2 separate regions of the Homo sapiens genome follow, and region 1 is linked to region 2. A link is an interaction called in ENCODE POLR2A ChIA-PET data of the cell type or tissue named here. Cell type or tissue: K562. All regions are shown on one strand. Each heading gives the region's core, and the rest is flanking DNA. Links, peaks and the distances in the headings are about the cores only. Region 1 overlaps RTF1 (RTF1 homolog, Paf1/RNA polymerase II complex component). Region 2 overlaps NUSAP1 (nucleolar and spindle associated protein 1).

The links. ChIA-PET counts read pairs that join two places held together with the same protein. Peaks named below come from ENCODE experiments on the same cell type or tissue, not always from the same donor. Only the 100,000 strongest peaks of a DNase experiment are listed, where the experiment ranks them.
Region 1: POLR2A ChIA-PET joins it to region 2 with 7 read pairs; 7 of 35 experiments call an interaction of 5 or more read pairs at or near these places.

Annotation. Positions count from the first base shown.
Region 1 is chr15:41,432,525-41,444,360 of GRCh38, reverse strand. RTF1 (RTF1 homolog, Paf1/RNA polymerase II complex component) reads right to left here. Exons shown (of 18, transcript NM_015138.5): 2 at 5,930-6,040. Among named protein-coding and RNA genes, the nearest start is that of RTF1, 21 kb to the right of the region's middle. In K562, for the core only: a CTCF peak has its summit at 5,425 (motif pointing right); DNase peaks (open chromatin) are centred at 5,429 and 5,950.
Region 2 is chr15:41,333,900-41,345,735 of GRCh38, reverse strand. NUSAP1 (nucleolar and spindle associated protein 1) reads right to left here. Exons shown (of 11, transcript NM_016359.5): 2 at 3,282-3,350. Among named protein-coding and RNA genes, the nearest start is that of NUSAP1, 6.9 kb to the right of the region's middle. RefSeq lists enhancers at 7,754-8,375, 8,376-8,997. In K562, for the core only: no CTCF peak of the experiment used is centred there; no DNase peak of the experiment used is centred there.

The sequences.
Region 1 (11,836 bases), core at 1,702-9,701, 98 kb before region 2:
GATTGCACCACTGCACTCCAGCCTGGATGACAGAGCAAGACTCTGGCTCAAAAAAAAAAAAATCTAGCAAGTATTTTTCTTTTTTCCTTTGAGACAGAGTCTCAATCTGTTGCCCAGGTTGGAGTGCAGTGGCATGATTACAGCTCACTGCACCCTTGACCTCCTGAGGTTAGGTGATCCTCCCACCTCAGCCTCCTGAGTAGCTGGGGTAACAGATGCACACCACCACACCTGACTAATTTTTGTATTAAAAAAAATTTTTTTTTAATTTTTCTTTTTCTTTGTTTTTTTTTGAGATGGAGTCTCGCTCTGTCGCCCAGGCTGGAGTGCAGTGGTGCAATCTCGGCTCACTGCAAGCTCTGCCCCCCGGGTTCACGCCATTCTCCTGCCTCAGCCTCCAGAGTAGCTGGGACTACAGGCGCCCGCCACCACGCCCGGCTAATTTTTTTGTATTTTTAGTAGAGACAGGGTTTCACCATGTTAGCCAGGATGGTCTCGAGCTCCAGACCTTGTAATCTGCCTGTCTCGGCCTCCCAAAGTGCTGAGATTACAGGCGTGAGCCACTGCACCCGGCCCAATTTTTCTATTATTGCACCTCTAGCTACAATAATTTTTGTATTTTTAGTAGAGATGGGGTTTTGCCATATTGCCCAGGCTGGTCCCGAACTTCCCAGCTTAAGCAATCCTCCCACCTTGGCCTCCCAAATTGCTGGACTATAGGTGTGAGCCACCACACCCTGCTGGCCGTTTTTTTTTTTAACCCCAACTCATGATTGAATGGCTGCTAGCTCCCCTCCTTTTCACCTTGTTATCTTCCCTTCCAATCACTCTTGTTTGAACCTTTGATGATGCTTCTCTGATCAAATGCTTTCAAGGAGAGGAAGTGACAGCATCAAAGTGCCACACCACAGCATTCTGACCTTGACCTTGGCCAATGTAAATCTTACAAACAGCCTTGCTTCTTAGTTTTACATGTGCCTCCAGATATCGAGAATAATTCAATCACTAAAAATAATAGGACAAGTATATACTCTGTCATTAAATGTTGGTGTTTCCCCCCACCAAGCTACATTATATGTGAAACATCTACTTATTTCCTCACTAATATGACATTATACTGAATGTCCAGTGTACCCATTTTTTTCAGGATAGAAAACTTTCAGAGCTTCTCTCCATTTCCCTCTCCCTCATCAATTAGCTAAATATCTTTTTGCTCTAAAATCAGTGCATGTCTCTGATTTTATAAACAAATTACCGATTAACTTTTTAGCTCAGTTGTTCTTGACCAATTTTCTGTCCTAGCAAATCTGAGGGGACAAACGTATTTCTTTCTACCTATATTAATGGCTCACTAATGAAAAGAAACGGTATGAGAGACATATATAAGTTTGAAAAAACTGCAGGGCAGCTTCTGGTACAAGGAGGGCTTCCTCTGATGGAAAATTGCCACTTTATTTAATTTATTTATTTTTATTGAGATGCAGTCTCACTCTGGGGCCCAGCCTGGAATATAGTGGAGCGTTCTCGGCCCACTGCAACCTCTGCCTTCTGGGCTCAAGCGATTTTCATACCTTAGCCTCCCGAGTAGCTAGGACTACAGGTGCCCACTACTACGCCTGGCTAATTTTTGCATTTTTAGTAGAGACAGGGTTTCGCCATTTTGGCCAGTCTGGTCTCGAACTCCTGACCTCAAGTGATCTACCTGCCTTGGCCTCCCAAAGTGCTGGGATTACAGGTGTGAGCCACCATGCCTGGCCCGAGAATTGCCACTTTAACAACCAAATTTCTAAAAGGTTAATCTGCAGGCGTTAAAGACACAAAAGTTGAAGAAACGAGAAGACATAGCAAACTACTTCAGTATGTGTTTTTTCACCCACGAAAGACGTATTAATAATCATTATGATGGTGGCTCACACCTGTGATCCCAGCACTTTGGGAGGATGAGGCCGGCGGATCATGAGGTCAGGATATCAAGATCATCCTGGCTAGCACTGTAAAACCCCGTCTCTATTAAAAATACAAAAAATTAGCCAGGCGTGGTGGTGAGCGCCTGTAGTCCCAGCTGCTCGGGAGGCTGAGGCAGAAGAATGGCGTGAACCCGGGAGGCAGAGCTTACAGCGAGCCAAGATCACGCCACTGCACTCCAGCCTGGGCAACAGAGAGAGACTCCATCTCAAAAAAAAAAAAAAATCATTATGAAAGGGGAAAAAAAGAGCCACTGTCTCAAACTTTATAACCTAAGAATCTCTCAGAAGTCCCCTACCCAATCTAAAATGTCCACAGCAGCAATAAGTTTGAGCTCACAGTAATAACATTGAGTTACACAGTGGCTGGAAGAATTTTTTAATAAAGATTTTAATAGTTATTTTCTGAACTGTCCAAAATAATGAACTATTTGCTCTAACTCAGAGGTGCTCGTGCTAAGCTAGTATCTTGGGCCAAAGAGACATGATGGAAACAGAAAAACAGGCATCTTTCAGAATGACCATGATACAGACGCTGCTGCTCTCGTGAGAGAGGGACTGGAGTAGAGTTACAATAAGCCTGAGGGCCTGGAGTACTAGAATCTGAAGGCAGCAGCAGGAGCTAAGAATCCTGTAGGGGAAAAGTCACTCAAACGCTCATTTCTTGCTGGGCAGGGTGGAGCTTGCTGTCAGCTTTTTCTCCAATACGTGCACAAATCATTGGGTAGTGTTCTAAGATGAGCAGTTTTTTACTTCATTAAGCAGCTGCAAGTAACAAAGGGAACCCTAAACCATGAAGAATTTTATGGATGTGGATCTCCTCTAACACAAGTTGTGGGCTCCTCTAATGCTTTGGCTAAAAAAGGAGGAAGGGAATCTCAGTACTAACTGCAAAAGTTAGGACTCTGACCTAACTTTTAACAACAGACATATGGAGAATGAATGTGTTCCAAGCAGACTTACTGCTTGTATCTTAAGGAATACCAGAGACCACAAACACATTACAGGGTATTCCAGGCATAACACATATTCAAACTTAATACAATACTGAGTGGCAAGGGTGGACCACAGCAGCTGACTTCTGAAACATGAAAAATAAAAGTAGCTATAAGAATAGTGGGAGAGAGGCCAGACATGGTGGCTCACGCCTGTAATCCCAGCACTTTGGGAGGCCGAGGCGGGCGGATCACAAGGTCAGGAGATAGAGACCATCCTGGCTAACATGGTGAAACCCCGTCTCTACTAAAAATACAAAAAATTAGCCAGGAGTGGTGGCAGGCGCCTGTAGTCCCAGCTATTTGGGAGGTTGAGGCAGAAGAATGGAGTGAGCCCAGGAGGCGGAGCTTGCAGTAAGCCGAGATCACGCCACTGCACTCCAGCCTGGGTGACAGAGTGAGACTCCGTCTCAAAAAAAAAAAAAAAAAAAAAGAGGGGACTAGTGGGAGAGAAAATTATTTCAAGGTTTTTCTGTATTGTCTAGGCATTTAAAGAAAGAAAACAGAAAACAAAATGAAAAAGCAAATTATTTCATAGACCCCCCACTGATTTTTTGTTAATTTGAGAGAAATTATAGTTTATCCATTAAAAATAAACAAAAGAATAAACTTTTGGCCAGGCACAGGGCTCACGCCTCTAATCCCAGCACTTTGGGAAGCCGAGGCGGGCAGATCACGAGGTCAGGAGAATGAGACCATCTTGGCTAACGTGGTGAAACCCCGACTCTACCAAAAATACAAAAAATTAGCTGGGTGTGGTGACATGCGCCTGCAGTCCCAGCTACTTGGGAGGTTGAGACAGGAAAATTGCTTGAACCCAGGAGGCAGAGGTTGCAGTGAGCTGAGATCGCACCACTGCACTCCAGCCTGGCAACAGAGCGAGACTCTGTCTCAAAAAAAAAAAAAAAAAAGAGGCCAGGCGCGGTGGCTCACGCCTATAATCCCAGCACTTTGGGAGGCCAAGGGGGCGGGTCACCTGAGGTTAGGAGTTTGAGACCAGCCTGGCCAACATGGTGAAACCCCATCTCTACTAAAAATAAAAAATTAGCCAGGTGTGGTGGCACGCACCTGTAGTCCCAGCTACTCAGGAGGCTGAGGCAGGAGAATCTCTTAAACCCGGAAGGCAGAGGTTGCAGTGAGCCGAGATTGCGCCGCTGCACTGTAGCCTGGGTGACAGAGTGAGACGCAGTCTCAAGAAAAAAAAAAAAAAAAAGAAAGAAATTATCACTACAGTTGATCAGAAGGCAATCACTCCAATATGCACATGCAGGGCACCGGTAAATACTATTCAGCTGCTAATTAAATTTCATTATATTAAATAAACATTTTTTACTTTACTGTTAACAAATATTTTCCTAGGCTGTAGGGTAAGAAATTACACTGAAAGGTGATATCCGGCTTCTCTGCAAGTAATTACTAAGGGGAAGAAAATACTTTAAATCAAATGAAAGGCTGGGTGCAATGGCTCATGCCTGTAATCTCAGCAGTTTGGGAGGCCAAGGCAGGTGGATCATCTGAGGTCGGAAGTTTGAGACCAGCCTGGCGAACGTGGCAAAACCCTGTCTCCACTAAAAATACAAAAATCAGCCGGGCACTGTGGTGCGTGCTTGTAGTTCCAGCTACTTGGGAGGCTGAGGCAGGAGAATCGCTTGAACCCGAGAGGCAGAGGTTGCAGTGAGCCGAGATCGTGCCGTTGCACTCTGGCCTGGGCGATAAGAGTGAGACTCCATCTCAAAAAAATAAAATAAAATAAATAAATCAAATGAGAAACATGTAGAAGTGTTTCAAATATCTTTCCCCTCATCCCTGTCTTCCATTAAGGTTTTGGATCTTTTAGGGCCTGCCATTGTTGGTAGGTAATTTGGGAAAGTGACCTTGGTCTAGACAATGAACAGTTGGATTTTCCTCCTTTGAAGTTAACACCATCACTCGGAGGGATGTTGAATCAATCTTCCCAAAGTTTCTTTTCTCACTAAAGTATTTCCCATTAAACTACAGCATCCTTGATAGAATTTATTTTCTAACTTGAAAGTGAGATTAAAAAGATGACTCAAAAAGAAAAAAGAGAGTCCGGGCGCAGTGGCTCACACCTGTAATCCCAGCACTTTGGGAGGCCAAGGTGGGTGGATCACGAGGTCAGGAGATTGAGACCACCCTGGCTAACACAGTGAAACCCCGTCTCTACTAAAAATAAAAAAAAAAATTAGCCAGGCCTGGTGGCGGGTGCCTGTAGTCCCAGCTAGTCAGTAGGCTGAGGCAGGAGAATGGCGTGAACCTGGAAGGCGGAAGTTGCAGTGAGCCAAGATCACACCACTGCACTCCAGCCTGGTGACAGAGTGAGACTCTGTCTTGAAAAAAAAAAAAAGAAAATAAAAGAAAAAATAGGATTACTGACTGTACCACTTCTGCAATAAGGCTGAAAAAAAAAAAAAAAGCTACAGAATGACTACGCATGTCCTGCAGAGGGACCCACTAGGTAACTAGCAGTACAATGAACATGACATTCAATAGCTTTCATTACACCATTTTCTTTTTTTTTTTGAGACAGAGTCTTGCTTTGTCACCCAGGCTGCAGTGCAGTGGGGCGATCCCGGCTCACTGCAACCTCTGCCTCCTGAGTTCAAGCAATTCTCCTGCCTCAGCCTCCTTAGTAGCTGGGATTACAGGCGTGCACCACCACGCCTGGCTAATTTTTGTATTTTTAGTAGAGACAGGGTTTCACCATGTTGGCCAGGCTGGTCTCGAACTCCTGACCTCAGGTGATCCACCCACCTCAGCCTCCCAAAGTGCTGGGATTACAGGAGAGAGCCACAGCGCCCGGCCTTCCTTACACCATTTTCTTTCCCCAATAAATTCTTGTAGATCTTAGGCTGTAAGTCTCCATTTAAGGAAATGAGGCCAACAGGAGCCACCAAAGCGAGGAGCCTCAACTATCTAATGGTCCCAGAAGCCGAGGCCCTCCACACCCACCTCATCGTCACTGTCAGACGTCTCCGAGTCTGACGAGGCTGCAGGCTGACTCACAGGCGGCTCCTTCTCCTCAGAGTCACTGCGCTTTCGCTTTGCCAGGGACAAGAGCTCCTAATGGGACAAAAATAGGCACATCAGTTTTGTTCAACAGAGAAAGAATATCCAAGAATAATAAAATGCCCACCCTCTCTAGATCTTTTTTATATTTTTGTGTTTTCAACTAAAGGACATTGTCACAGGGACTTCTATCAGCATGAACAGACTGACTGCTAGGATTCCAAGATGCTGAAGAAATGTTTAGAAAATCTGCCCCACCTTTTCAATGGATAATATATGTCTGAAGTTGGACAGGAAATGGAACCAAACTGGAGGCTATCCCCAAACTGTTCCTGATTCTACCCTAAACAACAGAAGCACTGATTCTCTGGGACTGGTAAGAAACATGTTTACAAAGGTAACCTAGTCACTGTTTTATCCGGTTTAGTATTTTAATGGTAAAATTGGCATTTGTGGGGCAGTTTTGAATAAGCTTACAAACTGTAATTTCTGAGGTCATTTTATATTTTGAATACTTAAACCAGAAAAAAAGTGTCCAGTGTTTAATCCAGTCTGTGACAACAAGCAGTAAGTGTGCTGGCCACTACACCAGAATCCTAATTTCACAAGCCCTATTCTCCCAATTCACCACCTCTGCCTTGTCCTGGTCATTTAAGCGAAATGACAGTAAGAAGGAAGTACCAGTAAGTAAGCCATGACTACAACCAAGATTTGCTCTGTCACATGGTTCCCTTCTCACTTGAAGTCTCCTCAACTCAGTCCAGTCACTCAAAAACGCAACAAAAGGTTACTTGCTCTGCTTTCTGCTAATACCAATACCAGTCCACAATTATACTGTACTCACTAGATGCCAGATACTTTTCTTTTTTCTTTTTTTTTGAGACAGAGTCTCGCTGTGTCACCCAGGCTGGAGTACAGTGGTGCGACCTCGGCTTACTACAAGCTCTGCCTCCCGGGTTCACACCATTCTCCTGCCTCAGCCTCCCGAGTAGCTGTCAGGCGCCCACCACCACGCCCGGCTAATTTTTTTTTTTTGTATTTTTAGTAGAGAGGGGGTTTGACCACATTAGCCAGGATGCTCTCGATCTCCTGACCTCGTGATCCGCCCGCCTTGGCATCCCAAAGTGCTGGGATTACAGATGTGAGCCCCCACACCCGGCCCAATGCAAGGTACTTTTCTAAACATCTGATATTTAATCTTCACAACAACTGATATCATTACCATTTAAAGATAATGAAAGAAAAGAGATTTTTTTGTTGTTCTTGGTTTTTATTGTTTGTTTGTTTCAAGATGGAGTCTTGCTCTGTCGCCCAGGCTGGAGTGCAGTGGCGAGATCTCGGCTTACTGCAACCTCCGCCTCCCGGGTTCAAGCGATTCTCCTGAGTCAACCTCCCGAGTAGCTGGGACTACAGGGGTGTGCCACCACACCTGGGTAATTTTTTGTATTTTAGTAGAGACGGGGTTTCACCAAGTTGGCCAGGATGGTCTCGATCTCCTGACCTTGTAATCCGCCCAACTCGACCTCCCAAAGTGCTGGGATTACAGGCGTGAGCCACCATGCCTGGTCTCTTATTGTTTTTGAGACAGAGACTCACTCTGTTGCCCAGTCTAGAGTGCAGTGGCACGATCTCGGCTGACTGCAACCTCCACCTCCCAGATTCAAGCAATGGCCGTGCCTCAGCCTCCCAAGTAGATGGGACTACAGGAGAATGCCACCATGCCTGGCTAATTTTTTTTTTTTTTTTTTTTTGAGACAGAGTCTTGCTCTGTCGCCCAGGCTGGAGTGCAGTGGTGTGATCTCGGCTTACTGCAAGCTCCGCCTCCCGGGTTCATACCATTCTACTGCCTCAACCTCCCAAGTGGCTGGGACTACAGGCACCCACCACCACGCCTGGCAATTTTTTTTTTTTTTTTTTTGAGACGGAGTCTCGCTCTGTCACCCAGGCTAGAGTGCAGTGGCACAATCTTGGCTCACTGCAAGATCGGCCTCCCGGGTTCACACCATTCTCCTGCCTCAGCCTCCTGAGTAGCTGGGACTACCGGTGCCAGCCAAGCCCAGCTAATTTTTTTTTTTTTTTTTTTTTTTAGTAGAGACGGGATTTCACTGTGTTAGCCAGGATGGTCTCAATCTCCTGACCTCGTGATCCGCCTGCTTTGGCCTCCCAGAGTGCTAGGATTACAGGCGTGAGCCACTGCACCCAGCCATGCCTGGCTAATTTTTGTACTTTTAGTAGAAATGGGGTTTTGTCATGCTGCCCAGGCTGGTCTTGAACTACTGACCTCAGGTGATTCACTCGCCTTGGCCTCCCAAAGTGCTGGGATTACAGGTGTGAACCACCACACCAGGCCAAGAAACTAAGGAGTTTAAGTAACTTACCCAAGCTGTGTAACTTACCTAGTAACACAGCTGGTACATGATAGAGCCAGGATTCAAACCTCGGCAGACAGAATCCTGGCTCCTAACTGAGTCATGGCTTACTAGTCTGAAACATTTTTCCCTTCTGCCAAAAGAGAGAAGATACAGCTAATAAACACTAGTAGTAATATTCCTTAACGATGATGGTGCTATACAATTATGGATCAAGTGCCAAGACAGACTGTAAAATAATAGACTGCTACAAAGTATCTGTTTTATTCTTCCAGTCTCTATTTTAGGAGTATATCCTCCCTCCTTGGCTAAAATGAGAAATGACCTTCTCAGATTAAACAACTGACTCTCTTGTTGATAAACACTCATAAAATGTTAACTCTTGTCATTTCACTAGACAGAGTTAACATACCAACTTCCTGAAAGACTGAAATCATACTCTGCTTTTTCATACCAAAATGTTAACTCTATGGACCAAATGCAAATTATATCAACACTTGTGTGTTTACAGTCGTTTTAAAACCTGAGGTAAACTGGGCACGGTGGTCTACACCTGTAATCCCAACACTTTGGGAGGCCAAGGTAGGAGGCTTGCTTGTAGAGACCCAGTCTCTATAAAAAAAAAAACAAAACAAAAAACCCAAACTTGAGGTATAATTTATATATATTTTATCCTTTCTAATATACTTTTCTAATATACTAACACATATAGTTCTATGAGTTTGACAAATACTTTAAACCACGACCACAGTCAAGATCTTTATCTTCTCTGATACAGAGAAGATCTAATCTCATCTCTGACTCCTTCAGGTTCACAAATACACTAGTACTCCTGTTTTGATACCAATTGATTATAACAAAGATTTGGATTTGCTATTAATCAAAACACAGCAGACATCTGCTAAAAGTTACTGTAGGCAGGAGGCTACAGGCAGGAGAATCGCTTGAACCCAGGAGGCAGAGGTTGCAGTGAGCTGAGATCACGCCACTGCACTCCAGCATGGGCGACAGAGCGAGACTCCATCTCAAAAAAAAAAAAAAAAGAGTTACTGTAACTAAAGTAAGACATTAGTACTGCTGGCCAGGCGCGGTGGCTCACGCCTGTAATCCCAGAACTTTGGGAGGCCAAGGCGGGCAGATCACGAGGTCAGGAGTTCGAGACCATCCTGGCCAACATAGTGAAACTCCGTCTCTACTAAAAATACAAAAAATTAGCCGGGCATGGTGATGTGCGCCTGTAATCCCAGCTACTCGGGAGGCTGAGGCAGGAGAACTGCTTCAACCTGGCAGGCAGAGGTTGCAGTGAGCAGAGATCGCATCACTGCACTCCAGCCCGGGTGACAGTGCAAGACTCCATCTCAAAAAGAAAAAAAAAAAAAAAGACATTAGTACTGCCTTCCTGCTAAGGAGGTTCCACTCCATATCCCATCATCTACACTCTACAGTTCCATCATCCCTCAATTCTCTCATCTTTATACATCCCTTCTCCCATTCCCTGGCAACCAGAGACCTGTTTTCTGTCCCTATAGAACATCATATAGATGGAATCATATAGTATCTTAGCCTTTTGAGTTTGGCTTCTTTCATTCAGCACAGTGCATTTGAGATTCATTCACATTACAGCATGTATCATTACTATAGTTTGTCTCTATTTTTGCTAAGTAGTATTCCACTGTATGAATGTATCAGTTTGTTGAACCATTTACCAGCTGAAAAACATTTGTGCTAGGTGCAGTGGTTCACGCCTATAATCCCAGCACTTTGGGAAGCCAAGGTGGGAGGACCGCTTGAGCCCAAAAGTTTGAGACCAGCTTGGCAACATAGCATGACCTCATCTTTACTTAAAAAAAAAAAAAAAAAAGGCCAGGCGTGGTGGCTCACGCCTGTAATTCCAGCACTTTGGGGAGGCCAAGGTGGCGGATCACCTGAGGTTGGGAGTTCGAGACCAGCCTGACCAACATGGAGAAACCGCATCTCTACTAAAAATAAAAAATTAGCTGTGCGTGGTGGTGCATGCCTGTAATCCTAGCTACTCGGGAGGCTGAGGCAGAAGAATTGCTTGAACCTGGGAGGCAGAGGTTGCAGTGAACTGAAATAGCACCATTGCACTCCAGCCTGGGCAAAAAGAGCAAAACTCCATCAAAAAAAAAAAAAAAAAAAAAGTGTGGTAGCAAACAACAACAATAAAACATCTGAGTTGTTACCATTTGGGGGTAATTGTATGTTCATGTATAGTCTTCTATGTAAACATTAGTTTTTACTTCACTTTGAGTAAATACCTAGGACTGGGATTGCTGGGTTATATAGTAATACGTTTATGGTCTTTACCATTACCTTTTTTCCCATATTACTTTAATGTAAATTTATAAGCTTTAAAGACTTCTGGGCTGGGTGCAGTGGCTCACGTTTGTAATACCACTACTTTGGGAGGCTGAGGCAGGTATATCACTTGAGGTGTGCCTGGCCAACATGGTGAAACCTGATCTTTGCTAAAAATACAAAAATCAGCTGGGCATGGTGGCGCACGCCTGTAGTCCTAGCTGCTCAGGAGGCTGAGGTGGGAGAATCACTTGAGTCTGGGAGGTGGGGGTTGCGGTGAGCAAAGATCATGCCAGTGCACTCCAGCCTGGGCAACAGAGTGAGACTCTGTCTCAAAAAGGCAAAAAAGACTTCTGGTAAGTAATCTCTTCTCTGACCCCTTCAGTTTCACAAATGCATTATTATGCCAGTTTTATATTTTTATTTATTTATTTTTTTTGAGATGGACTCTCACTATGTCTCCCAGGCTGGAGTATAGTGGAGTGATCTCGGCTCACAGCAACCTCCGCCTCCCTGGTTCAAGTGATTCTCCTGCCTCAGCCTCCCAAGTAGCTGGGACTATAGGTGCACGCCACCACACCCAGCTAATAGTTTTGTATTTTTAGTAGAGACAGGTTTTCACCATGTTGGCCAGGATGGTCTCGAACTCCTGATGATCTGCCCACCTCAGCCTCCCAAAGTGTTGGGATTACAGGTGTGAGCCACCGCAGCCGACCTCAGTATGCCTGTTTGTTTTTCTTTTTTTTGTGAGACGGAGTTTCACTCTTGTTGCCCAAGCTGGAGTGCAATGGTGCGATCCCGGCTCACTACAACCTCGGCCTCCTGGTTCAAGCAATTCTCCTGCCTCAGCCTCCCAAGTAGCTGGGATTACAGGTGTGCACCACAACACCTGGCTAATTTTTTGTATTTTTAGTAGAAGTAGGGTTTCACCACATTAGCCAGGCTGGTCTTGAACTCCTGATCTCAGGTGAGCCGCCGCCTTGGCCTCCCAAAGTGCTGGGATTACAGGTGTGAGCCACCATGCCCAGCCTAGTATGCCTGTTTTAATACCAATTCGTTATAAGAGAAATTTGGATTTGCTATCAATCAAACCATAGTAGACATCTGTTAAAAGTTACTGTAACTGAAGTGTTAAGACATTAGTACTGCCTTCCTGTTAAGG
Region 2 (11,836 bases), core at 1,250-9,249:
CTGGAATCCCAGCACTTTGGGAGGCCGAGGTGGGAGGATCACCTGAGGTTGGGAGTTTGAGACCAGCCTGACAAACATGTGAAACCCCGTCTCTACTAAAAATACACAATTATCCGGGTGTGGTGGCGCATGCCTGTAATCCCAGCTACTCAGGAGGCTGAGGCAGGAGAATCGCTTTAACTCAGGAGGTGGAGGTTGCGGTGAGCCGAGATCGTGTCATTGCACTCCAGCCTGGGCAGCAAGAGTGAAACTCAGAAAAAAAAAAAAGAAAGAAAAAAATAGGTGATCATAAATTTCAAAGGAGAAGAGATTTTTTTTCCCTTTATCTTTGGCCTTTTCAAGATGAGCTAAAAAAGGAGCAGGGGTTTTTACATGAGAATAGAAAAATGTGGATCCCACTTTCCAACTCCCTGATAGTCACGGAGAAGAAAGTAAAAGAGGAGAAACTGGCAGAGCGTCTGTAATCCCAGCACTTTGGGAGGCAGAGGTAGGCAAACTACTTGAGCCCAGGAGTTTGAGACCAGCCCGGGCAATATTGTGAAACCCCGTCTCTACTAAAAATACAAAAAATAGCCAGGAATGGTGATACAAGGCTGTAGTCCCAGCTACTCAGGGGAGTGAGGCAAGAGGATCACTTGAGCCTGGGGGGTCCAGGCTGCAGTGAGCCCTGATTGTACCACTGCACTCCAGCCTGGGTTAGAGTGAGACCCTGTCTCAAAAAAAAGTAAGAGAAATTGTTTCCATGTATTAGGTTGGTGCAAAAATAAGTGCGGTGGTTTTTTTTTCTTTTTTTCGGAGACGGAGTCTCATTCTGTTGCCTAGGCTGGAATGCAGCGGCGTAATCTTGGCTCACTGCGACATCTGAATCCCAGGTTCAAATAATTCTCCTGCCTCATCCTCTTGAGTAGCTGGGAGTACAGCTGTGTGCATCCATGCTCGGCTAATTTTTGTATTTTTAGTAGAGACGGTGTTTTGCCATGTTAGCCAGGCTGGTCTTGAACTCCTGACCTCAGGTGATCCACCCGCCTTGGCCTTCCGAAGTGCTGGTATTACAGACGTGAGCCACTGTGCCCAGCCTGGTTTTTGTCATTTTTTTTTGAGACGGAGTCTCGCTTTGTCGCCCAGGCTGGAGTGCAGTGGCATGATCTCGGCTCACTGCAAGCTCCGCCTCCTGGGTTCACTCCATTCTCCTGCCTCAGCTTCCCTAGTAGCTGGGACAACAGGCGCCCACCACCACGCCTGGTTAGTTTTTTGTATTTTTAGTAGAGACAGGGTTTCACCGTGTTAGCCAGGATGGTCTTGATCTCTTGACCTCATAATCCACCCGCCTCAGCCTCCCAAAGTGCTGGGATTACAGGTGTGAGCCACCGCGCCTGGCCTGGTTTTTGTCATTTTTTAAAGTAATGGCAAAAACCACAATTACATTTGCACCAACCTAGAAGCAGTACCTTTGAGTTACACATGTTGCTGGAATATAAAGAGACAATTTTTAGTTGTTGTTTCTTTTTTTTTTTTTTTTTTTGAGATGGAGTCTCATTCTGTCTCCCAGGGTGGAGTGCAATGGTTTGATCTCTGCTCACTACATCTGCCTCACGGATTCAAGTGATTCTCCTGCCTCAGCCTCCTGAGTAACTGGGACTGCAGGTGTACACCACCATGCCCAGCTAATTTTTGTATTTTAGTAGAGATGGGGTTTCACCATGTTGGCCAGGCTGGTCTCAAACTCCTGACCTCAAGTGATCCACCCACCTCGGCTTACCAAAGTGCTGGGATTACAGGTGTGAGCCACTGCGCCTGGCCTATAATTTTAATTTCAAATGGCACTACAATCATGTACCCTTAACCATAAAAAAGAAATTGATATAGAAACTTTTAAAGCTAGAATTCAAAAATAGTTCTTGTCTATTTTCAGTTAATTAAAGCCTGGAATCAAAAATAAATTTGACGCCAGGTGCGGTGGCTCACACCTGTAATCCCAGCACTTTGGGAGGCTGAGGCAGGTAGATCAACTGAGGTCAGGAGTTTGAGACCAGCCTGGCCAACATGGTGAAACCCCATCTCTACTAAAAATACAAGAAAATGGGCCGGGCATGGTGGCTCACCCCTGTAATCCCAGCACTTTGGGAGGCCGAGGTGGTGGGATCACCCGAGGTCGGGAGTTTGAGACCAGCCTGACCAACATGGAGAAACCCTGTGTCTACTAAAAATACAAAATTAGCTGGGTGTGGTGGTGCATGCCTGTAATCCCAGCTACTCAGGAGGCTGAGGCAGGAGAATTGCTTGACCCCAGGAGATGGAGGTTGCAGTGAGCTGAGAACACACCACTGCACTCCAGCCTGGATGACAGCAAGATTCTGTCTCAACAACTACAACAACAAAAAGAATAAAAGAATCTTGGCTCTAATGGGGCACTCATTCATCCGTTTAGGAGTCATGCCTTATCAAAAATCTTTGCTGTGGGTCTGAAGCGGCCATGACAACTCCCATCAGCCATCAGCAGTGTTTTATAGCTTACAAGTCACTTTCACAATCCCTACTTCATGTGATGCTCACAACACTCAGTTCAGCAGAACAGATATTATTTCCATTTTAAAGAAGAGGAGTTTGAGTTTTCTAATGTTGCAGAGAAATAAATGAGAGCTGGTACTTGACCAAGGTGTTTCTGATTTCAAATCCAGTTCCCTCTCTACTTAAATCATGCCATCTCTCGTAGTACTTGGCAACTAGTACTCAGCCTTTGTATCTGTGTAAAAACATGTTATTCAACAGATTACTTGGCGCAAAACAGTTTCACCATTCACAACAGCAGATAGTTAATCTGAAAGGATTCAGTCCTTGGCACTATTACCAATAATGATCTCTTTTTTAATAAACAGCATATCTTTTTTTTTGTTTTTTGAACGGAGTCTTGCTCTGTCACCCAGGCTGGAGTACAGTGGCGCGATCCTGGCTCACTGCAACCTCCACCTCCCGGGTTCAAGCAATTCTCCCTGTCTCAGCCTCCTGAGTAGCTGGGATTACAGGCTCCCGCCACCACATCTGGCTAATTTTTGTATTTTTAGTAGAGACGGGGTTTCACCATGTTGGCCAGGCTGGTCTCGAACTCCTGGACTCAAGTGATCCGCCTGCCACTGCCTACCAAAGTGCTAGGAGTATAGGCGTGAGCCACAACACCTGGCCAACAGCATGTCTTAAATCATCACTAGTTGTGTGTTAATTGCCCATTAACCAAATATGATTATTTTGCTAGCTAACAGGTAAACATGAAAAACATTACTCACCTGATTCTCATTTCCTTTTCTTGCCTCATGTTTAATGTAGCCTTTCAAGGCTTTTAACAACTTGGTTGCCTGCAAGAGAGACCTTATTATTAGAGCCAAAAGTCAAATAAACAAGGAAGATACGTTGAATATTTTTTGCTGTTCTTGTATTCATTAAATGTACTCTGGTCAGACCATAGGACTAGAACCATTACTTAGAAAGAATGGGTCTCTGCTCTAAGGAATTTCACATCTGAGTGGGAAAGTTAGACAAGGAAAGAGGCAATTGCAATACAGTGGGGTAAATGCCCACGCTAGGAGGCTCAGGCTGTCATGAGAACATAGGTAGGCATGGCCATCAAAGTTGGGACTGCTAGGTTAGACTTCAGCAAGTATCTGCACAGGGCAGTTCTCAGATAAAGATGTGATGTCTCTAATTGCTGAGATCTGAAGGATGAAGAGAAGGTAGAGAAAGAGGTAGAGGAATGGCACAGCAAGGCAACAATGAGGGTGGAGTTTGAAGAACTTAAGTTCAGTGTGGCTGGAACATGGACCTGTTTGTAGGAGATAGTAAGAGACAATGTTGGGAAAGTGAGCAGGGCCGTGATGTTACCAGGCCTTGTAAGCCTTTAAAGAGTATGAACTTTACTCTCAGAGAAAAGGGCAGTCTCTGAAGAGTTTGCAGCAAGGCAGTGGGTGACCAATTTTGCATTACTCAGAATGAGTAGTCTACCTGCACAATGTGCAAGATGCATTTGATGGGGATGAGCCAGAAATGCTGTGGCCTGAACTGGAGCGGGGCTAAGGCAGTATGGATGAAGTCAAAACCTTCTTAGGAAGTGAAATCAGTGTGAACATGAGAGTTGAGGAAGAGGGAAACTTTGTTATGCCAACGTTTCTGGCTTGGACAGCTGGTGAAGTGTGGTACGGTCCCTAAGATGAGGAATGCAAAAGGTGACGGGGTCTTAGGGGGATGGTTGTAGGTCTCTGCCGGGGGAAGGGAACACTGAGCTTCTCTTCCCAGCCTAGGAAAACCTCCCTTCTTGTTCTTTCCTGAAAGAACAATGTTAATTTGATTGGTTACATTTTCCTGTGCTTTAAAAGTCAAGTTTGGTTGAGCGGGGTGGCTCATGCCTGTAATTCCAGCACTTTGGGAGGCCGAGGCAGGTGGATCACGAGGTCAGGGGTTTTAGACCAGCCTGGCCAACATGGTGAAACCCCGTCTCTAATAAAAAAACAAAAATTAGCCGGGCATGGTGGTGTGTGCCTGTAGTCCCAGCTACTTGGGAGGCTGAGGCAGAAGAATTGCTTGAACCCAGGAGGCGAAGGTTGCAGTGAGCCGAGGAGATGATGCCACTGCACTCTAGTCTGGGCGATAGAGCAAGACTCCGTTTAAAAAACAAAAGTCAAGTTTTTTGGTTGGGTTCTTTTTTTCTTCCTCTTCCACCCAGCCATGCAGTTGAGGGCCACAGCCATCCTTCTCAAGGTGGGCCCAGCCACCAGGCTTGGCTCTATTCTTCTCATGCCTTTTATCATGGGCCATGTGTCCAGTAGAGAATAGCAGAGATCCTGAAATTTGGTTTGTGCTCAAGCTTTTGCTTGTGGTGCAAGCCTAAGCCACAGTCTCCAATCCACTTTACCAGAATGCTCTGCATCAAGATATCAGGCACTATTTCAGCTAGTAATAAAGTGGTACCTTATTTTCTACTTGTTCCTTGAACCACCCTTGAGGTTTTCTCTGGGAAGGGGATGATTGGCAGGGCAGAATTCAGGCATTCTTGATTTTTCTAATACTCTCTTAATATACCTTCAAAATCTCACCAAACATACAAAAATGCATGAAGTGAGGCACCTGTGGCAGAACCCAGTGAGGAGGTTGAATGATATGAGGTGGTGTTCAAGAGTTGTGCTGAAGGTGCAGATGTTAGTTATCAGCATATATTCATGCATTCCTTCAACAAGCATTTATTGTGCTGGGCACTGTTCCAGACACTAGAGAGTGATTAATTAAACAGACAAGGTGATTGCCCTCCAGGATCTTCTAGCAGAGGTGAAACAGTTACCCAAGAAAGCTAGAAATGAATGATATGACGTCAGGTATTATGATGCAAAAATAAAACTGGGCAACTGGGGTGGGGTGGGGATGCTACCTGAATTAGGATGGCTGGGAAAGGCCTCCCGAGATGTGAATGAGGAAAGAGGCAGCAGGTGAAGAGCACTCCGAGCAGAGCGAGCGCCAAGAACAGGAGCCCTGAGGTGGACTCATGAGTTGAAAGACAGAAACTGCCCTTATGGTAGAAGTATGGTGAACACTGAGGTATATGGAGGGCAGGGAGATCAGAGATGTGACCAGAGGCTGGGTCAAGTAGAGAGGTAAAGGCCACAGCAAAAATTATGAATTTCAGCCAGGTACAGTGACTAATGCCTGTAATCCTAGCACTTTGGGAGGCCGAGGCAGGAAGATCACCCAAAGTTAGGAGTTCAAGACCAGCCTGGCCAACAGGGTGAAACCCCATGTCTGCAAAAAATAGCTGGGCGTGGTGGTGGGCACCTGTAGTCTGAGCTACTCAGGAGGCTGAGGCGGGAGAATCACTTGAACCTGGGAGGTGGAGGTTGCAGTGAGCCGGAATCGCACCACTGCACTCCAGCCTGGGTGACAAGAGCGAAAGTCTGTCTCAAAAAAAATAAAAAAATAGAAAAAAAATTAATTTCTTCCCCTAAATTGTTATTAGAAAAAAAGTCAGGCCTATAGAAAAGTCAAAGTAGGCTGGGTGTGGTGGCTCACGCCTGTAATCCCAGCACTTTGGGAGGCCTGAGGCAGTCAGATCACCTGAGTTCAGGAGTTCCAGACCAGCCTGAACAATATGGAGAAACCCTGTCTCTACTAAAAATACAAAATTAGCTGGGCATGGTGGCACATGCCTGTAATCCCAGCTACTTGGGAGGCTGAGGCAAGAGAATTGCTTGAATCCAGGAGGTGGAGGTTGCAGTGAGCTGAGATCATGCCGTTGCATTCTAGCCTGGGCAACAACAGCGAAACTCCGTCTCAAAAAAAAAAAAAAAAGAAAAGTCGAAGTAATGTAATAAACACTCATATTTCCCACCAAGATTCAATAGTCATTTGCATTGTCTCATATTTGGTTTCTCTATATTAATATATAATTCTTGTGAAAGAATTTGAAAATAAGTTCCAGACATCATGATTCTTTACCACTAAATATATCAGCCACATCTCCTAAAAATAAGAGATTTCCCCACATGATCCTCTAATGCATTAGTGTACTCAGGAAAAGCAATAATTTCCTAATATCACCTAATATGTGGCCCATAATGAAATTTCCTTCTCTCCAATTTTAGCTATTTTCTTTTTAAAAAAATTTCCCTCCAAATCAGGGTCAAACTAAGTTTCTCTCATTACACTGGAAAGAGTTTAGATTTTATTTTAGATGTGAGGGAAGTCATTGGAGGGCACTGAGCAGAAAGACACGTTCTAAGTTTATTTTTTTTTTTGGAGACAGAGTCTCGCTCTGTCGCCCAGGGTGGAGTGCAGTGCCGTGATCTTGGCTCACTGCAGCCTCCACCTCTCAGGTTGAAGGGATTTTCGTGCCTCATCCTCCCGAGTAGTTGGGATTATAGGCACATGCCACCACGCCTGGCTAATTTTTGTATTTTTTTTTTTTTTAGTAGAGACGGGGTTTTGCCATGCTGGCCAGGCCGGCCTTGAACTCCTGGCCTCAAGTGATCCACCCACCACGGCCTCTCAAAGTGCTGGGATTACAGGTATGAGCCACTGCGCCTGGCGCCTGGTCTCTCTCTCTTTTTTTTCTTTTCCCTAAGTTTCAAATATCACTCCAACTACCAAGAGAACACTATTGTGAGGTAAGAGTTGAGGCAGGAAGCCCAATAGGGAGACTGAGGCAGTGGTCAGGAGATGAGAGTGCTGTGGCACAGGTTTGCAGCGCTGGAGATGGTGCCCAGAGGTCAGATTTCAGGTCTATTTAGGAGGAGGTGCTGACAAGAATGGATGGCTGTGGGTGAAGAAGAGAGGAATCCAGGGTGATCCAAACTGGGCCTGAACAATGTACTGAGATGGGGAAGAGACTGTCAATGCTTGGACCTGACCGTGTTGTTGAAAATGCACTTAAATACACGAGTCAGCATCCCAGGGGAGAGAGAGGTCCTACTGGAGATGTGGGTTTGGGAGGCATTAGCTTTTGGGTAAATTTTAACTTATGGGAATGGGCCGGACGCAGTGGCTCATGCCTGTAAACCCAGCACTTTGGGACGCCAAGGCAGGTGGATCACTTGAGGTCAGGAGTTTGAAACCAGCCAGGCCAACATGGTGAAGTCCTGTCTCTACTAAAAATACAAAAAAATTAGCTGGGCATGGTGGCAGGCACCTATAATCCCAGGAACTCGGGTGGCTGAGGCAGGAGAATCGCTTGAACCTGGGAAGTGGAGGTTGCAGTGAGCCGAGATTGCGCCACTGCACTCTAGCCTGGGTGACAGAGCAAGACTGTGACTCAAAAAAAAAAAAAAAAAAAGAAAAAAGAAAAGAAAAAAAAATGGGGTGGATAAGATCACCGAGGGATAGAGCATAGTTAGAGAAAAGACAACCAGGAAGAGAGCCCTGGGGGCACTCCACATTTAGAGATCTGGCAGATGAAGAACCAACCAAGGAGACTAGAAAGAAGTGCTAGTAAGGCAGGACAGCGTGAAATATCAAAGCCTAGAACAGAAAGTGCCTGGAGCAGAGGGGAATGTTCAATCATGCCAAATGCTACTGATAGGCACAGGTGAGGGGAGAGAGGGAACACAAGCTTTGTAAGATGGCGACCTTAATAAAGCAATTTCAGTAGAAAAGAACAGAGAAATAGGGCAGTAGATGGAATGAGGACATGGGATCAGGAGAGGATTTTGGCTTTTTTATTTTTTTAAAAGATGGGTGATAGTAAAACATGATTGCATGCCTTATGGCAAATAAGCTAGCAGAGTGGAGAAATTAATGAGGAGAGAGGCTCTAATTGTAGGAATGTAGTCCTAGGGGAAGCAAGAGGGCCCAGGATCTTCAGCATAAATGGAAAGGTTGCCCTTAGACAGGCAAAGAAGCAGAGTATGTGGATGTAGATGCAGGGTGGCTAAAAGGTTTGGTGGTGGGGCCAAGCCTAGGGTCTCACGCCTGTAATCCCAGCACTTTGGGAGGCCAAGGCGCGAGGATCGCTGAATCTCAGGAGTTGGAGACCAGACAGGGCAACATAGTCAGACCTCATCTCTACTAAAATTCAAAAAAACACTGGCCAGGCAGGGTGGTCATGCCTGTAGTCCTAGCTACTCAGGGGGCTGCGGTGGGAGGATTGCTTGAGCCCGGGAGGTTGAGGCTGCAGTGAGTCCTGATTGTGCCACTGCACTCCAGAGAACTCCAGGCTGGCTGACAGAGCAAGACCCTGTCTCAAAAAAAAAAAAAAAAAAAAAAAAAGAAAAGGAAAGGAAAAAAAGGGGGGGATTTGGTGGTTGAACGATAAGGCAGTTTTCTGTTGATTGCATCTATTTTCCCATGACCTATGAGGTAAAGTCATCAAGGGAGGGAAGGGAACCAAGTTGAGTCAAGATGATAAAAAGTAATTATCCTCAAAAGTAGGAAAGTTCATGACTAAGAAGAAAATGGGCCAGGTGTGGTGGCACGTGCCTGTAATCCCAGCTACTTAGGAGGCTGAGGTGGGAGGATGTCTTGAACCTGAGAGGTTGAGGCTGCAGTGAGGCCTGATTGTGCCACTGCAGCCTAGGCAACAGAGCGAGACCTTATCTCAAAAAAAAAAAAAAAAAAAAACCAAAAGGAGGAGGATCAAATGCCCATATTAAGGTTTAGCGTTGCATATTTAAAATAAGTTCGCTCAACAAAGTTAGGTGTTTTCTCCAACTAGAGTTAGCTGCAGAGGTATAGGCAAAGATTAAGCACATAGCTGGGTTTAATCAGGCTTGGGTTTTGCCAGGTGAGTATAGGGAGGTGCAAGGAAGTGGAAATAGTGCCAGTGTTTGTAATTTAAGCTCGCAAGAAAGGAAGTGAGGGCATGAGTGACAACAGGACCAGTCGCCCCACTAACATTAATAACTGGCTCCTTCAAATTGCTATACCATTAAGAGAAGTCTCTCAAAAGAGGGAATATTATCTCCTATATATTTATTATTATTATTATTATTATTATTATTTTTAGACGGAGTTTCGCTCTTGTTGCCCAGGCTGGAGTGCAATGGTGTGATCTTGGCTCACTGCAGCGTCTGCCTCCCTGGGTTCAAGCAATTCTCCTCTCCTGCCTCAGCCTCCCGAGTAGCTGGGATTACAGGTGCCCCCTGCCACGCCTGGCTAAATTTTGTATTTTTAGTATAGATGGGGTTTTGCCATGCTGGCCAGTCTGGTCTCAAACTCCTGACCTCAGGTGAGACACCTGCCTTGGCCTCCCAAATGCTGGGATTACAGGTGCAAGCCACCATGCCCGGCCATAAATTTATTTTTAATAATATCATACTAGTAAAATTATCAAGATTTGATTAAAATAAAACATTACAATTTAAATAAATTTTACTAGTACAAATATACTAGTATACATAAAAATATAGTATATTTAGTATATTTATATTTATACTGGTATAATATAGTATATTTAGTATATTTATACCAGTATAATATAGTATATTAGTATATTTATACCGGTATAAATATAGCATATTTAGTATATTATACCGGTATAAATATAGTATATTTAGTATATTTATACTAAACATACATACTATATTTAGTATATTTATATTTAGTATATTTATATATTTAATATATTTATATATAGTATATTTAGTATATAGTATATTAAGTATAGTATTTATATTTATTTATAGTATAATATATTTAGTATATTAAATATATTTAGTATACATATTAGTATATATAGTATATTTAGTATATAGTATATCTATACTAAATATATATACTAATACACACTAAATACTAAATATGTAAATTTAGTATATTTATATAGTATATTTATAGTATATTTATCTAGTACATATAGTATATTAATATAGTATATTTAGTATATATAGTATATTTATATATTTAGTTTATTTTAGTGTATTTAGTATATTTAGTATCCTAGTATATTTATATATACTAGTATATATATTATATATTTATACTAGTAATAATATATATAGTATATACTAGTATAAATTATAAATTTTATTAGCATAATTATACTAGTATATTTATGCTAGTAAAATTTATTTAAATTGTAGTGTTTCATTTTAATCAAATCTTGATAATTTCTCAGAGCAATTTATTAATTTTTTTGCTATGTACTAAAATTTCAAAAGGCAATTGACTTAATGAGCTCTTAGGTTGTACCAAGTTAATAATTTAAAACATCTTATTATGGAAAATTTCAAACCTAAAAAAGTAGAGAGAATAGTGCAATCCCCCCATGTACCTATCTCCAGTTTCAGTAATTATTAACATTCTTCTGTTCTTACTTCATCTAGTTTCCCTCTCTTTTTCCTTGAGTATTTTACAGCAAATTTTACAGGTATCATAACATTTCACCTATAAATACTTGATTCACATATAAATACTTGATATGGGCCAGGCGTGGTGGGTCACGCCTGTAATCCCAGGACTTCGGGAGGCCGTGGCGGGAGGATCGCTTGAGCCCAGGAGTTCAAGACCAGCCTGGGCAAGATGGTGAAACCCTATCTCTACTAAAAATACACACACACACACACAGCCAGGCAGATAAAGGAGAAAGAAGGTGATCTGAGGCTAGAGGGTCAAAATGAGCAATGGGACAAAGATAGATAAAAGTGCCAAGTGTTCAGGGATGCAGCCTTGGATAAAAGATTCTAGCTAGGCAGCAAAAAAGCCTAAGGAATTTAGGCTGAGATATTAAGGCTTTGTTTACGAAGTATAGAGGAGCCACTAACCACTACAGCCCAGAAATATCCCCAAGGAAAACCCTTTGGTCATTCAGCCCCAACAGGCACTTAGGCCCTGATTATTTTGTTTAAACAATTTAGGTCGGGTGGGGTGGCTCACGCCTGTAATCCCAGTACTTTGGGGGCTGAGGCGGGCGGATCAGGAAGTCAGGAGTTCGAGACCAGCCTGACCAACATGGTGAAACCCCATCTCTACTAAAAATACAAAAATTAGCCAGGCGTGGTGACACGCGCCTGTAATCCCAGCTACTCAGGAGGCTGAGGCAGGAGAATCGCTTGAACCCAGGAGGCGGAGGTTGCGGTGAGCCGAGATGGCGCCACTGCACTCCAGCCTGGGCGACAGAGCAAGACTCCGTCTCAAAGAAAAAACAAACAAACAAACAAATAAAAAAAAAATTGTGACGATTGATTTAAGCATTTACTCACTGTCAGTATCACAGCCTGCAGGAGAAACCTCCAGAGTATATAGCAGTATTATGTGGGAAGTCTCAACTATTAACAAAATATATAAAACCGCTATCCTACATTAAATCCCCAAATCTTCTTCTAACATCTTGGGTTTTTTGTTTGTTTTTGTTTTGTTTGAGACTGAGTCT